Linked DNA regions of Homo sapiens: all the other regions are linked to region 2. A link is a contact called in ENCODE Hi-C or POLR2A ChIA-PET data. All regions are on one chromosome and are shown on one strand. Each heading gives the region's core, a stretch centred on a gene start or an enhancer-like site at or near the end of the contact. The rest is flanking DNA. Distances are from core to core; before and after follow the strand shown. Region 1 holds the start of SBNO2 (strawberry notch homolog 2). Region 2 holds the start of PCSK4 (proprotein convertase subtilisin/kexin type 4). Region 3 holds the start of CNN2 (calponin 2). Region 4 holds the start of ABHD17A (abhydrolase domain containing 17A, depalmitoylase). Region 5 has its middle 5.8 kb from the start of ONECUT3.

Evidence for each region. A loop is a pair of places that touch in the nucleus more often than their neighbours do. ChIA-PET counts read pairs that join two places held with the same protein, here RNA polymerase II (POLR2A). Pooled maps may share reads with other maps.
Region 1: a pooled map shows a loop between it and region 2 (6-fold over the local background). The contact joins the promoter of SBNO2 here to the promoter of PCSK4 in region 2. A Hi-C loop is called at or near these places in 3 of 50 pooled maps. POLR2A ChIA-PET finds 5 or more read pairs at or near these places in 3 of 52 experiments (B cell, Panc1 and T-cell).
Region 3: a loop to region 2 is called in a pooled map, with 7 times the contacts of the local background. The contact joins the promoter of CNN2 here to the promoter of PCSK4 in region 2. A Hi-C loop is called at or near these places in 1 of 37 single-sample maps with no recorded cell type and 8 of 50 pooled maps. POLR2A ChIA-PET finds 5 or more read pairs at or near these places in 2 of 52 experiments (WTC11 and activated CD8-positive, alpha-beta memory T cell).
Region 4: a pooled map shows a loop between it and region 2 (7-fold over the local background). The contact joins the promoter of ABHD17A here to the promoter of PCSK4 in region 2. A Hi-C loop is called at or near these places in 1 of 37 single-sample maps with no recorded cell type and 5 of 50 pooled maps. POLR2A ChIA-PET finds 5 or more read pairs at or near these places in 7 of 52 experiments (A673, AG04449, AG04450 and 4 more).
Region 5: a pooled map shows a loop between it and region 2 (2.8-fold over the local background). The contact joins the enhancer-like site here to the promoter of PCSK4 in region 2. A Hi-C loop is called at or near these places in 2 of 50 pooled maps. POLR2A ChIA-PET finds 5 or more read pairs at or near these places in 3 of 52 experiments (HEK293, Panc1 and WTC11).

Annotation. Positions count from the first base shown.
Region 1 is chr19:1,173,014-1,175,713 of GRCh38, forward strand. SBNO2 (strawberry notch homolog 2) reads right to left here and starts at 1,255. Exons shown (of 32, transcript NM_014963.3): 1 at 1,159-1,255. It overlaps LOC102725180 (collagen alpha-1(VII) chain), which reads left to right. Exons shown (of 3, transcript XR_005647046.2): 2 at 6-871; 3 at 1,547-1,980. RefSeq lists enhancers at 1-181, 1,566-1,615 and a silencer at 1,116-1,425.
Region 2 is chr19:1,488,905-1,491,604 of GRCh38, forward strand. It overlaps PCSK4 (proprotein convertase subtilisin/kexin type 4), which reads right to left and starts at 1,446. Exons shown (of 15, transcript NM_017573.5): 1 at 1,254-1,446; 2 at 889-993. The coding sequence starts at 1,442. REEP6 (receptor accessory protein 6) reads left to right here and starts at 2,277. Exons shown (of 5, transcript NM_138393.4): 1 at 2,277-2,480. The coding sequence starts at 2,366. RefSeq lists silencers at 1,186-1,615, 1,836-2,375, 2,406-2,525.
Region 3 is chr19:1,025,216-1,027,915 of GRCh38, forward strand. CNN2 (calponin 2) reads left to right here and starts at 1,393. Exons shown (of 7, transcript NM_004368.4): 1 at 1,393-1,509. The coding sequence starts at 1,447. RefSeq lists an enhancer at 319-1,050 and a silencer at 1,041-1,680.
Region 4 is chr19:1,884,101-1,886,800 of GRCh38, forward strand. It overlaps ABHD17A (abhydrolase domain containing 17A, depalmitoylase), which reads right to left and starts at 1,396. Exons shown (of 5, transcript NM_001130111.2): 1 at 1,252-1,396. RefSeq lists a silencer at 661-808.
Region 5 is chr19:1,746,360-1,749,059 of GRCh38, forward strand. No RefSeq gene overlaps it. Among named protein-coding and RNA genes, the nearest start is that of ONECUT3, 5.8 kb to the right of the region's middle. RefSeq lists enhancers at 755-1,954, 1,512-2,031, 2,032-2,550, 2,077-2,126. Within about 2 kb of position 1,357, at least 5 of the 41 ENCODE cell types and tissues checked have a DNase peak (open chromatin) inside an H3K27ac peak, as active enhancers do.

The sequences.
Region 1 (2,700 bases), core at 5-2,504, 320 kb before region 2:
TTCAGAATGTTAATCAGTTCATCCAGGGAGACACCCACCGTCCCTGCCCCAGCACCATCCGTGCCCGGCGTCCCTGGAGGCGCTGGGTGGGCTCTCCACAACGCCTGCCCCCCACGCCCCAGGTCAGTCTGGGGATTGGTCCCTCCAGGCCCCACCTGCCTTATTCTTCGGGACTCTGGGGTGGTGGGAAGAGTGCCCTACGGGGGACAGGACCCACCAGGAGGCCTGCGCTTCCCCTTCACCGACACACGCTGCTCCCGGGCCCCACTCGGGCCATCTCAGCCCGCTACCCTCCCTCCCGCCTGTCCCTGGAAGCCGGGTTTGAATGCGACCCGCACTCCCACCCCCAACACGCTCTGCAGACTCCGCCCAGACGGCCCCGGGGTCACCTAATATCAGCAAGCCCCCATCCCAAACCGGGGGACCTCCATGCAGAAACCGAAAAACCATCTGCCCCAGAAGAGAAGTCGGAGGCCCCAGGAGCGGGAGGGGCGGGGAGCAAGGGGAGGGAGGGAGACAGGGCTGCGCTGCGGGGCCGAGAAGGCAAGGGTCCTGGGACCGGGGACAAGGAGGAGGAAGGGGCACGAACGCCCGAGGAGCCTGGAGTCAGGAATCGGGGCGGCGGGAGAGACCGGGGGTCACTCCCAGGAAGGGGTCGAGGTCACGAGGCGCATGGAGTCGAGAGTCCCCAAAAGGGAAGGCCAGGATACCGAGGAAAAGCGGGTGCGGGGTCACCAAGGGGCTCGGGGGCACCGATGAGTGCGGGGTCAAGGGTTACCAGAAAACGAAAGGTCGGGGGTCACCAAGCTGCGCGGTACAGGGAGTCACCCGGAAGAGCGGGAAGGAAAGGTTGGGAGGGTTGTCGTGGAAGGTAGGGTTAAGGTTCACGGCAGGGGGTCGCCGGGGGGCGGGGGGGCAGGTCAAGGTTCACGGCGGTGGTCGCGGGGCAGCGCGGGGTCAACGTTGGCGGCGAAGGGCGGGGTCGGAAGGGGTCGCGGCGGAGGGCGGGGGTCCCGCCGCGCTCGCCCCCGCCCCACGGCCCCCAGAACCCCCAGCCCCGGGCGCAGGGGTCCGCGGGGAGCGCCGGACCCACAAGCGGGGTCGGGCCAGGCAGGGGTCGCGGTGGAGCCGGGGCGGGGGTCGCAACCAGAGCCTCACCTCGGGCCCGGGTCCGGCCGGGCGCGGAGCCCGCGGCGCCTGTTTCTCCGAGCCTCGCAGCTGCCGCCGCTCACTTCCGGGTTTCGGGCGCCATCTTGGGGGCCCCGCGCACTTCCGGTCATGCCGCGGGGCGGGGCCTCCACCTGCGGGGGCGTGGTCTCGGTTCGGGGGCGGGGCCACCTTCCAAGCCAATCCCTTGAGGTCCTTCCGCTATTCGGAAGGGGCTGGGACTCCTACGGCTCTGGGTTCGAATCCCGCCCTGCCTGGTTCTCTTGAGACCCCAGCATGTGCTTTCACCTCCTCAAGCCTCAGTTTCCTCTTCTGCACCGTGCTGGTGAAATGGAATCTGCTTTGTGGTACAGCATCCCCTTTTTTCCTCCTTCCTCAGAACCCCCTCCAAGCCTCTGCATGTGCCACGTCCCCCACTGGGGCTCACTCACCCGAGACTTTTAAACTGAGACTCCCTCAAAAGCTACTAAGACGATCACCAGCCGGGCGCAGTGGCTCACGCCTGTAATCGCAGCACTTTGAGAGGCTGAGGCGGATGGATCACTTGAGGTCGGGAGTTTGAGGCCAACCTGGACAATATGATGAAACCCCGTCTCTACTAAATATACAAAAATTAGCTGGGCGTGATGGCGGGCACCTGTAATCCCAGCTACTCAGGAGGCTGAGGCAGTAGTATCGCTTGAACCTGGGAGGTAGTTATTGCAGTGAGCTGAGATCGCACCACTGCACTCCAGCCCGGGCAACAGAGTGAGACTCCATCTCAAAAATAAATAAATAAATAACGAAATAAAATAAAATGAAATAAAATCATCACCTCTGGGCCTGTCAGACATACTCTCTCACGAAAAGTTATCTCTGTTCATTAATCTCTCTCCCTAACCAAATACAGTTCTGGACGCTTCAGCATGGTGACTGGCACATGGGGGTTTGGGTAAGTCCCAGGGGCTACCCCCAAGAGAGCAGGATCCTTTCAGGCAGGGCCACGGGGGCCTGAGGGGCTCCTCCTCTCGGTGGCTGTGGTGGGAGGCTGCCCTGCGTGGGGAGCTGGAGTCTCAGGGCACTTTTCCTGTGACTTGAGCCAGTGAAGGCAGATCCAGTGTGGGAGGCACCACCGCCTCCCCAGCCCAATTTCAGCCATGACAATACTGATACAGCTCCCTGGACCCAAGCAGCCACAAGCCAGAGGCCTCTGCCCCCATTCCAACCCCCTGAAACTAGAGTTGATTTCTCCATGACTTTGTTAATTCATTCAGTGACTTCTAATCGATGCTGCTCTGTGCTTGGTCATGAGCTGGGAAAACCCAGGGTCTCACAGAGGACTCAGCTGTCTGTCCCAACATCAGAAAGCCCCTGGTCTAGGGGAGAGAGAACCAGGACCAGACACTCCAATATGCGGGATCTCTGGGAGGGTTGAAATGTCTGCCTAGGGCTTCATAGAGGGCTGCATGCTGAAGAGTGTGTTGAAGCTGGGGTTTTGAAGTTCAAGTAGGAGTGTACCAGGTAGACAAGAGTAGGAAGAACAGTCCGGGCAAA
Region 2 (2,700 bases), core at 196-2,695:
CAGGAACTGGCCACTGCTCTCCCTCCCGGTGCTGTAAGCAGGCAGCTGTCCAGTCCTGTTCAAGGCACTTCCTGGCCTCCGAGGGCTTCCCAGGCTCCATCCCAACCCCTCAGCTTGACATCCCAGGCATTTTCTAGACAGGGCCCAGCCCGATGGGACCCAGGCCCCTTTCTGAGCGCCTGGACACTGCGTCCTGAGGGCCACTGGGTGACTGTAAGCCTCCTACTTTTTTTTTTTTTTTTTTTGAGACGGAGTCTCGCTCTGTCGCCCAGGCTGGAGTGCAATGGCGCGATCTCGGCTCACTGCAAGCTCCGCCTCCCGGGTTCACACCATTCTCCTGCCTAAGCCTCCTGAATAGCTGGGACTACAGGCGCCTGCCACCATGCCCGGCTAATTTTTTTGTATTTTCAGTAGAGACAGGGTTTCACCGTGTTCGCTAGGATCTCGTCTCGATTTCCTGACCTTGTGATCCGACCGCCTCCGCCTCCCAAAGTGCTGGGATTACAGGCGTGAGCCACCGCGCCGGGCCAAGCCTCCTACTCTTTGGAACCCATTACGGTGTCGTAAAATCCCCTTCCCTCCATCCCATGACCTAGACGGTGGGGAAGTCACGCCGTCTGTCCCTCCTTACCAGAGCCCCTGGGGCCCAGAGGAGGGAGGGGGAGGACAAGAGGTGCCCACTGTGTACCAGGCCCTGGCAGGCGCCATGATTTCCGTATCTGGGTCTTCCTGCCTCCTCTTGCTGTATAGACTTGGGGCCCGGGCGGGTCTGAGCCACAGAAAGCACACAGCTGTTCATAACAACCACGAGAACCACAGAAGATGGCTGGTGGCCCCAGGAGGCAGCTGAGACCCCGGGCAGGGGGTTGGCCTCCAGGCCAGGCTCACCTTGGGGTTTTTCTTCAGGTGCAGGCGGTGGCCCCAGTGCGGGGTCAGGGACTGCTGGACCACGCCCCGGTGCCGCAGGTGAAAGTACTGCCCGTCAGGGAAGATCTGGGGATGTGGGGAAGCGGCCGCACCGATGGGACCCGGCTCCCCTGCTGAAGCCCCCGAGGGCCGGTAACAGCCCCCTTCTTTGTCCTTCCCCAGCAGGTGCTCTCTGGGAGTCCCAGAAGCTGAGCTTGGCTGAGGCAGGGGTGGGCTGGGACTCTTGATATTTAGAAGACCTTGTGGGCTCCCTCCCCCTTGTCGGGGTCTAGGGTTGTTCAGTCCCCTCCAAGCCCCCACTTCCCGTCTATCCCGGTCCCACCCACCGGCCCCAGGTTGACGAAGCCGAATTTGCGTGCCAGGCGCTCGACCTCCCGGTTACCCTGGGACACCTGGACGGCCCAGCTGCTGACATAGATGGGGGCTCGGACCGGGGCCCACCCCACAGCCCGGGGGCGGACAAGGGCCAGGGCCAAGACCAGGCGCAGCCACAGCGCAATCGGGGCGGGCCGCATGGAGGCGGGGCGGGAGCGGGGCCTGCGCAAATCCCCTCCCTCCCGCCAAACCGCCGAGTGGGCCCAGGCGTCCGACCCGCCCCCGGCGCCATAGCAACGCAGAAGGCTTCGACTCCCAGGGGGCCTTGCGGCTACTCAGCCAGGAGGGGCGCGAAGATCTAACAGAAGCGGGAGAGGGACGCACGCCTGCCCGTCTTCCGCAGACCCACACCCTCGGGAGCCTCAGTTTTCCCATTTGTACAACGACAAGACTAACCCAGAGAAGCGGGTTCACTGTTGCGATAACGCGTCCTACCCTTTGTTTGACCTCTCCCACTTTCCAACACACCCCTCCTTCGAGAATCAGCCCGGCCTCCTGTCCGGCCTAATCAGAATCATTCTTTTGCGTAATCCCGCCTCCTCCGATAAGCCTCGCCCCGTTCCCGCCCCTACCATTCCGCCCTGCCTCCTTTGTGATCAGCCCCGCCCTCCACTGGTCTCGCCAATGAATCGCGTCCCGTTTCTCCAATCGGCTCGGATGTTTCTTTAGCCCCTCCCCCCGGTTCCGCCCCCCCACGCCTCTCCTCGCCCTGGCTCCACCCTTCAGCCAATAATCCCATCCTCTGACACCGCCCTTCCAATCAGCTACGTCTCGCTCCGGCCCGGCCAATCGGTGCCCTGGGCCGCCGCGCCCCGCCCTCTCCCGGCGGGGTCTGGGCAGCGGCGGCCGTGGCGGAGGGCTATGCGGCGGGGGAGACGGGGCAGGCCCCTCCTCCTTTGTCCGCCCTGCCCTCCCATTGGTCCTAGCGGGGGGCCGGGGGCGGACACCGGCGCGGGGCCGGAGCATCGCGGCTCAGGCTGCGGGAAAGCGGTGCGCGTGCAGCGGGGTGGGTGCCCTGGTCCGCGGGCGAGCTCGAGCAGCCAACCCCGGGCGCGTCGGGGCCATGGACGGCCTGAGGCAGCGCGTGGAGCACTTCCTGGAGCAAAGGAACCTGGTCACCGAAGTGCTGGGGGCGCTGGAGGCCAAGACCGGGGTGGAGAAGCGGTATCTGGCTGCAGGTGAGCCGTCGGCGCTAGCCCGTTTCGCCGACGGGCACACCGAGGCCATGGGCCTGGGGGTCGCAGACCGGACTCCTTCCCCGGCTACGGGGTCCGGTCCGGCCGGTGGAGCGCGCGAGGTGACTGGGACCTCGAGGTCCGCCCGCAGCCCTTCCCTTGCCCGCGCCCTGCGACCCTGCTCCCGGGCCACCCCTCTCTAGCTTCCGCCCCTGGCCGCCCC
Region 3 (2,700 bases), core at 143-2,642, 460 kb before region 2:
AAAATAAAATAAAATAAAATGTGTCAAACTCCTATTGATGCTTCAAAACCCCATCTCCCTTGCCTCCTCTTACATGCAGCTTTCCTTGATTCCTCCGACAGAGCCCCAACTCTCCCTCCAGTTCCTCCAGCCCCAAGCCTCTCATTCTGTCCTGTACTTGCTCATATAGGGAAACAGGGTGGGCGGGGTGGGGGGGTTCCGCCTGTGCTGGCTCATACAGGGAATCCGGGTTGGGGGTTGGTCTGTGCCAGCTCTGTCTTCCTGGGCATGGGCTGGGCCAGAGCTAAGGTCTCCTGAGAGCCAGCACTGCCTGGCAGGAGACTGTCCCGGAGACTTTTTAATAATTTATTATTATTAGGGTTTTTTTGTGTTTTTTTTTTTTGTTTTTTTTTTTAAGACGGAGTCTTGCTCTGTCGCCCAGGCTGGAGTGCAGTGGCGCGATCTCGACTTACTACAACCTCCGCCTCCTGGCTTCAAGTGATCCTCCCACCTCAGCCTCCTCAGTAGCTGGAATTACAGGCATGTGCCCCCATGCCCGGCTAATTTTTGTATTTTTAGTAGAGACGGAGTTTCGCCATGTTAGCCAAGCTGGTCTGGAACTCCTGACCTCAAGTGATCCGCCCGCCTCGGCCTTCCAAAGTGCTGGGATTGCAGGCGTGAGCCACTCGGATTTTTATTTTTATTTATTTATTTATTTTTAGAGAGAGGCTCTTGCTCTGCTGCCCAGGCTGGAGCGTCATGTTGTGATGATAACTCACTGCAGCTTCGACCTCTTGGGCTCAACGGATCCTCCCCCTTCGGCCTCAGCCTCCCAAGTAGCTAGAACTCCAGGTGCAAGCTACCGCACCCAGTAAGAATCCTATTCTCTTTTGGACTGACAAACTCCTACTCATCCAACAAAGCCCCAGCTCCAATGGCCCCTTCTCTGAGGAACCTGCCCTGGTTCCCTGGTCCACCTCCCAGCTAGTAGAGTTCCCTGGGAAGGGGTTAGACGCCTCTAAGTGGCAGAGAGGGGCCCTCATTCCTGCCCCAAAGGTAGCCTTCTCCCCTCCCCTTTCTGGCAGAAGAGAAGTCTGAGATGGAGAAAGAGTGAGAGCCGCCCACGAGCTCTGAGCAGAGAGCCCGCAGGAGTGCCACGTCCCGGCGGCCTCGGCCCCTCCCTGCCTCAGTTTCCCGTGGCATCAAAGGGGGCGAGGGGCCCCTCCAGGCCTCTGGTGACGGGGGTGCTGTGCCCAGGCGGGGGTCCGGGGGCGACCGAGGGGGCTCAGGAAGTCCGCGGCCGCAGGAATTCGGCGCCTCCAGGCCTTATAAGGACATTTGCGCTCCGGGCCAATCAGCGGCGGGGGCGTGGCGCGCGGAGCCCGGCGCGTCCCAACCCCGCGCCAGCCCGGCGGTCCCGTCCCGTCCCGTCCTGTGCGGCCCCGTCCCGCCGCCCGCCCGCCAGCCATGAGCTCCACGCAGTTCAACAAGGGCCCCTCGTACGGGCTGTCGGCCGAGGTCAAGAACCGGGTGAGTGAGGGGCGCCCCTTGTCCCCCCGACAGCGCGGCCGTCGCACGCTCCGACCGGTGCAGGAGCCCCCAGGCGCCCCCGGCACCTCCCGGGCAGGGAGCTTGGAGACCCGGGGCGGACGGGCCCTTGTTCTCCCTGACGCCTGGTGGGGGGATGTCTGCGGGCACCCCCTGAGGCTCCCGCGAATCTTGGGGAGCACCCAGGTCTGAGATCTGGGGGACGAGTGACCCATTCCCCCCCCCAACATCTAGGGGTAGTTGGGTCTGACTTCGTCCCCTCGCCATGGCCCCAGGACCCCCACGTGTGAAGCCCCTGGCGCCCACTCAACCTTCGAGAAGGTCCGTTCAAGGTCCGACAACGCTCTGGGGGTCTGGGGGGGACCCCAGCAACCCCGTCATCTCCTGGCCACACTTCTGCTTTTGGGGCCTCTTAGCTTTGGGAGGGGAAGGGGCATGGCCGAGTGGTTTTTGAGAAGTGTTACCCCCCCACAAACAGGAATTTCCTGGCCTCTGGGACACCTTGGGGGTGTCTTGGGGGGAGGGGCGGTAGCCGCTTTGCACGGTCTTTGTCTCCCATCTGACTAATTTAAACGGATAACAAAGAGGTTCTCTGAAGGTGGCCCTGAGATATGTGGGGTTTTGCAGCCTCGAAAGAAGAGCTGGGGCCCGGCAGGGCGCGGGGGCTCACGCCCGTAATCCCAGCACTTTGGGGGGCGGAGCTGGGTGGATGGCTTGAGCCCAGCGAGTTCGAGACCAGTCTGGGCAACATGGCGAAACCCCATCTCTATAATTAAAAACAAGCCAGGGCTAGGGGAGACACTTTTTAAGAGAGCACTTGTGGTTCTAGCTCAGAGAGGACCAGACACTTCTGCAGGGTCACACAGCAGGGTCCTGGACAGGATTCCCAGGGAAAGTGGGGGGCGGGGGTTGTGATGCGAGACCCACGGACAGGACCGGGACCTGACCCTCCAGGACCTTCCAGCTGGAGGGGGGTGTCGTCCCCGCCCACCCCCTCCCCCGACGCCCACTGGGCACCTGGGAAGGTGTCCTTACAGCTGACTTCTGCAGGGGAAACTGCCTCTGCACGCTCTGAGGGCACCGGCCCTGCCAGCCCCAACAGCCACCTGCCCGGCGGCACTCCAGGGCCGGCAGACTGGAGGGAGAATTCCTGCTTCCCCGCTGTGAGCCCCT
Region 4 (2,700 bases), core at 146-2,645, 400 kb after region 2:
GACAGGACCCCTTACACGCTCTTTCCACAGCTTGTATTTTTCACACGTTTGGCCAGATCTCCCCCCACCTCCAAACCAGAAACTCTATGAGAGCAGGACCATGACCTGCCACTCACTAAAGGAATGGGCAGGTGGTAGGCAGCACAGAATTAAGGAGGAAGCACAGGAGGAAAAGAATCCCCAAGGTCCGCCAGCTTTGACAGGGAAGGGAAAGTCTAGTCTCCTCTCCTCTCCAGCCACAGGTACCTGGAACCTCCCTAGTGTCACTAATGGGCGTGGACTGGGGAGTGCAAACCCAGACGCCTCACTCACTGGGCACACACCCTTGACACCCTGAATCCCACCAATTCCGTTCCCACGCACTTAACTGGGCAACCCTCTGCAAGCTAGAGGTGTTCTGAGGACCAGCAAGCAACCGAGCAGCCAAAATACTGGAAGATGACCTACATATGGGAGACGGTGACTGCACCTCACTCAACCAGTCAGGGTGGGAAACCCGCCTGGGGGGAGGCGCGGCCATATCAGAGGGCAGACAAACGGGCCAGGTGACAGGGGGATGGGACAGAGGGACAAGCAGGAGCAAAATCCGAGGTGACAGAGCAGGCTCCTGGCTAGAGCAGACCCTGGGAGGAAGAAGTGAGCAGAAGGGTCCTAAGAGAGAGCCTGGGACGGGTGAGGTCGCGCCCCCGAGAGTTTGCACTTCATCCTGGGAGAAATGGCGGGGCCGCGAAGAAGTCCCGAGCAAGCGATGGACAACATAGGAGAAGGGCTGCATCCCGGAGAACGGACGCGAGCGGAGGCCGGGAAGCCCGCCCAGGAGTCAGGGTGGCAGGAAGAAGCCTGACAAGGGAAACAGCGACTGGGAGCTGGTTGGGAAGCAGGGCTCGGGAGGGCCCCTGGGAGCTGCCTTGGGGGGCGAGAGGCCGAAGCGTTTGTCGGACTGGGGGCAGTTTCGGGGCAAAAGAGCGGAATCCGCGGCTCGGACGGGTGCTCCCCGAAGGCAAGGGCCGCGTCCGCAGGAGGGTGGGAGCGCAACCCACGCCGGAGGGCTGAATGGATGGGGACAGGGCTTTCCCAATCACAGACGCTCATCCGCGGTCCGCGCCCCTGCTCTGGGCTCCTCGGGCAGGACCCGCGGAAGCCCTGGGACTGCAGGGGTCTCGGGGACGTCCAACCGGGCTGTCAGGCCCTCGAGGCCCGGCCCGGGACCCCGCGCGGCCGCGCCCGCCCCCGCCCCTGCCCGGCACTCACCACCCCGGCCCGCGCCCCCGGGCCCCAGGGCCGCGCTCCATGGCTCCCGGCCGCCCGCCCGTGCGTCCGTCGGTCCCTCCGCACCCCTGCCCGGCCTCCTGCACCGCCACCGCCGCAGCTCCCCCCACGGACGGAAGTGAGCCTCGTTCTCACCACCGCCCCGGAAGTGACGCGAGGAGCGCGCGGGGCGGGGGTCTGCAGGCACAGAGCGACCGCGCGACTAGCGTCCTGGGGGCGGGGCTGATATGTCGAGGGGCGTGGCCTGCTGCTCTGTGGGCGGGGCCAAACTTAGGTTTCATTCACTTGGGGACCCGGAATAGGTTGAGGCCAGTAAAGTTCTCGCCTGGAAAACAAAATTTACAGGGACGCCAAAAAAAACTCAGACATCAACATTTAGAAATGTTTTAAAATATTTTTCTTTATGAGATGGAGTCGCGCTCTGTCGCCCAGGCTGGAGTACAATGGCGCGATCTCAGCTCACTGCAACTTCTGCCTCCTGGGATCAAGCGATTCTCCTGCCTCAGCCTCCTGAGTAGCTGGGATTACCGGCGCCCACCACCATGCCCAGCTAATTTTTGTGTTTTCAGTAGAGACGGGGTTTCCCCATGTTGGCCAGTGTGGCCTCGAACTCCTGACCCCAGAATCCTCCTGCCTCAGCCTCCCAAAGTGTTGGGATTACAGGCATCAGCCACCGCACCTGGCCTCTTTTTTTTAACATAGAGTCTACTCTGTCACCCAGGCTGGTGCCATCATAGCTCACTGCAGCCTCGACCTCCCAGGATCAAGTGAACCTCCTACTTCAGCCTCCTGAGTAGCTAGGACTATAGGCACAAGCCACCATGACCAGCTTATTTAAAGTCTTTATATATTGCTCATCAGAAATTCTTTTGCATTAGTTTTTAAAATATTACATTAGGCCGGGCACGGTGGCTCATGCCTGTAATCCCAGCACTTTGGGAGACTGAAACAGGTAGATCACCTGAAGTCAGGAGTTTGAGACCAAGCCTGACCAACGTGGTGAAACCCTGTCTCTACTAAAAATACAAATATTAGCCGGGCATGGTGGCACGCGCCTGTAGTCCCAGCTACTCCGGAGGCTGAGGCAGGAGAATCGCTTGAACCCGGGAGGCGAAGGTTGCAGTGAGCCAAGATCGGGCCACTGTGCTCCAGCCCAAGTGACAGAGCAAGAAGACTGTCTCAGATAAATAAATAAATAAATAAATAAATAAATAAATAAATAAATAAAACTATGATCACTCCACTGCATTCCAGCCTGGGCGAGAGAGCAAGATCCTGTCTCTTAAAAAAATTTCATTATGGGCTGGGCGCGGTGGCTCACGCCTATAATCCCAGCACTTTGGGAGGCCGAGTCGGGCAGATCATGAGGTTAGGAGATCAAGACCATCCTGGCTAACACGGTGAAACCTCATCTCTACTAAAAATACAAAA
Region 5 (2,700 bases), core at 107-2,606, 260 kb after region 2:
GGGGAGGAGGGAGAGGAGGAGGAGGATGGAGGAGGAGGGGGAGGACGAGGTAGGAGGATCCTCACCCTTCAAGAGCATCAAGTTTTCCTCCCCAGTGGGAGAAGCTGAGGCCCAGAGAGAAGTCTCTGCTCTGACACCCCACAAGAGCTTTCCCAACCAACAGGCCCCTCTGGGACTCCCTCTATGCCCTGCCCAGGGCCCCACAGGGCTCGCTCTGCTTCCTGCTCTCTTGCTGCAGGCCTGGAGCTGGGAGGTGGGCAGGTGATGGCCAGAGCAGGAGGCGGCTGGCCCCTTCCCCTGTCCGCTGCCTCAAATGATTAACCAGTGCGGCTGGAGTGAGGAGTGGACACTGGGAGCCGGTTCCTCAAATACCCTCCACACCTTTGACCGGCGCATGGGCCAGAACGGGGGACCCCTCCAGCTCAGGCTGAAGAGCTCCCCCAACTGCCGGGTCCAGAGGGTCCTGCGCTCCCTGGGATCGCCCGAAGGGCTGGGTCGGAGGGGGACCCTGGCGCAGGGAACGTTCTCTGTAACTGAGATCCGCGTTTCTACTCAGGAGCTCAGCTGAGACTCTCTGCGTGGCCAACCCTCTCCAGAGACCGGCTCCACCGCCAGCCAGATTGGATGCTGAGCGTGTCCACACAGCACGCACTCACTGGGACTCAGCGTGCTGGGACTCAGCTCCCCGCCGCCCAGTCCCTCGGGCCTAGGTCAGCTCGCCAGCTGGTGGCCTGAGGCAGATCTCAGGACCTCCCTGTGCCTCAGTTTCCTCACCTGAAAAATGGGAATAATTGGAGTTGCTTCCTCAGAGTACCCCTGCCCCTAGCTCCCTGCAGGTACAGTGGGGATGGGGCAGGAGATAGAGCGGGGACCTGCAGGACGTACCCCTCCCCCAGGGAATGGGGGACGCCACCCCACCCCTGGCGAGCCCGGAAGGTGGCTGCTGATTGAACAATGGGAGAAACAAGCTTTCTTCTAGCGCAAGGTGACTCACCTGCTGGCCCAGGGACAAAGCTCCCCCAGCCACTCCCCACCGCCCGCCACCCCCCACCGCCCGCCACACACACACACACACACACATACACACACACACACCGCACAGCACGGAGAGGGGGTGAGTCATTCCACCCCACCACATCTGTGATGGCCTCCCTGGGTGCGTACTAACCTGTGGGGTGGGGGGATTATACTAAGGGCCGCCCGGGACCCTCCCTGCTTGGCCTCACAGCCAGGGAGAGAAGGCCCAACCACCCCCAGCCTGGCATTCAAGGCCTGGCTTTGAACACATGCCCCCCCCCCACACACCCCAGCTTCATTCAGTTTTATCTCATTGACTCATTCAACAAACATTCCCTAATGAAGTCCTGTGAGGGCCCCGAAACTGGGCTAACGCCAGACGCCTCCCCAGCCCCACCGCCTCTTCCTCAGATGACAAGGAGTCTTTTCGTCCTTCCATTGGCCTACCTGACTTGGACTCCTACACATCCTACAAAACCCAACCTCAGGGCTCCTCCTCCAGGAAGGGAGGACTGCCGCCTCCCCAGTTCTGATCTCAGGGGGATGGGGATGACTTTTCCCCTCCCTAAGTATGGGAGCCCCAGCGGGAGGGACAGAGGCTGTGGCCGCAGCTCTAGGGTGGTGGGGGCAGGGGAGCAGGAGTGATCTGAGAAGTTTGCTAAATCCAGCGAATGGCCTGGTTCCCCTCCCCCATCCCCGGTCTGCAGATTCTGCCTAAGGAGGTGCGAATCCCTTCCCCTTTCCCCATTCCCCATTCCCCAGTCCAACACCCCCTCCCCACCCAGAGGTCCACGAGGCGAGACAGACCCAAAGAGAGAGGCAAGGACGTGGGCGTTGGTCGGTCTTGCGGGGAGGAGGTGCCGTGCTCTCCCCACTTCCTGACCCAGCAGAAAGCGCCCGGGCGTGTCCAGATAAACCGCGCCTTAATCGAGGCGCCATTCCGGCCCGGAACAGGCCAGGCCCAGGTGAGGCTCAGAGCCAGATGCGCCCAGCCTAACCCACCTGGGGACGCCCCTCGGACCCTCCCGGGGCGGGGTCCTCACTCCCGACCAGGACCTCTGTCTCTGCATCTGCGAAGTGGGCGCCCCCAGGCCTGTGCTCCCCCCACCCACCTGTCGTCTCGTCTCGGCTTTCAGGGTGCAGAGTGGACACTCCCAGGTGTCCAAGCCGGCGAGCTCGGGTCCCGCAGAACCGGCGGCCCTGGAGACGCCCCGAGGGCAGCCCCGCTGCAGCCTTGCTCGGGTCCCCTAGCCCGGCGCCTCCGCAAACCAACCCACCGCGGGCCGCCGAGCCCCGCTCCGGGATCCGCCGGCTGCCTCCATCCCAGAAGAGTGCGCAGAGAATTAAATCTAGATATTTACATGTTTAATGGCTAAAGGAGCCTGTCTTCTGGCAGGGCAGGGAGGGCGCTCAGGTGGTTTAACTCAGCGCCGGGATCCCGCTCAGCTGCGGGGGCCGCGAACCCCGCCGCTGGGCCGACGATTGGGCCCCTCCGGAGCGCGGCGCCCAACGCGGGTTTCGTTGCGTCGGGGAAGTCCGTGGCCTGCAGCGTCCAGTCCCCAGGCTGTCAGCCGAGCCCTGGAGTGGGGCGTTCTCCAGGCCCCCAACCCCTGATCCAGGCCGTTCCCCTCCCGCGCACCCTCCGGCGGGGGCTGCAGCCCGCGCCCCTCGCCGCCAAGCCCC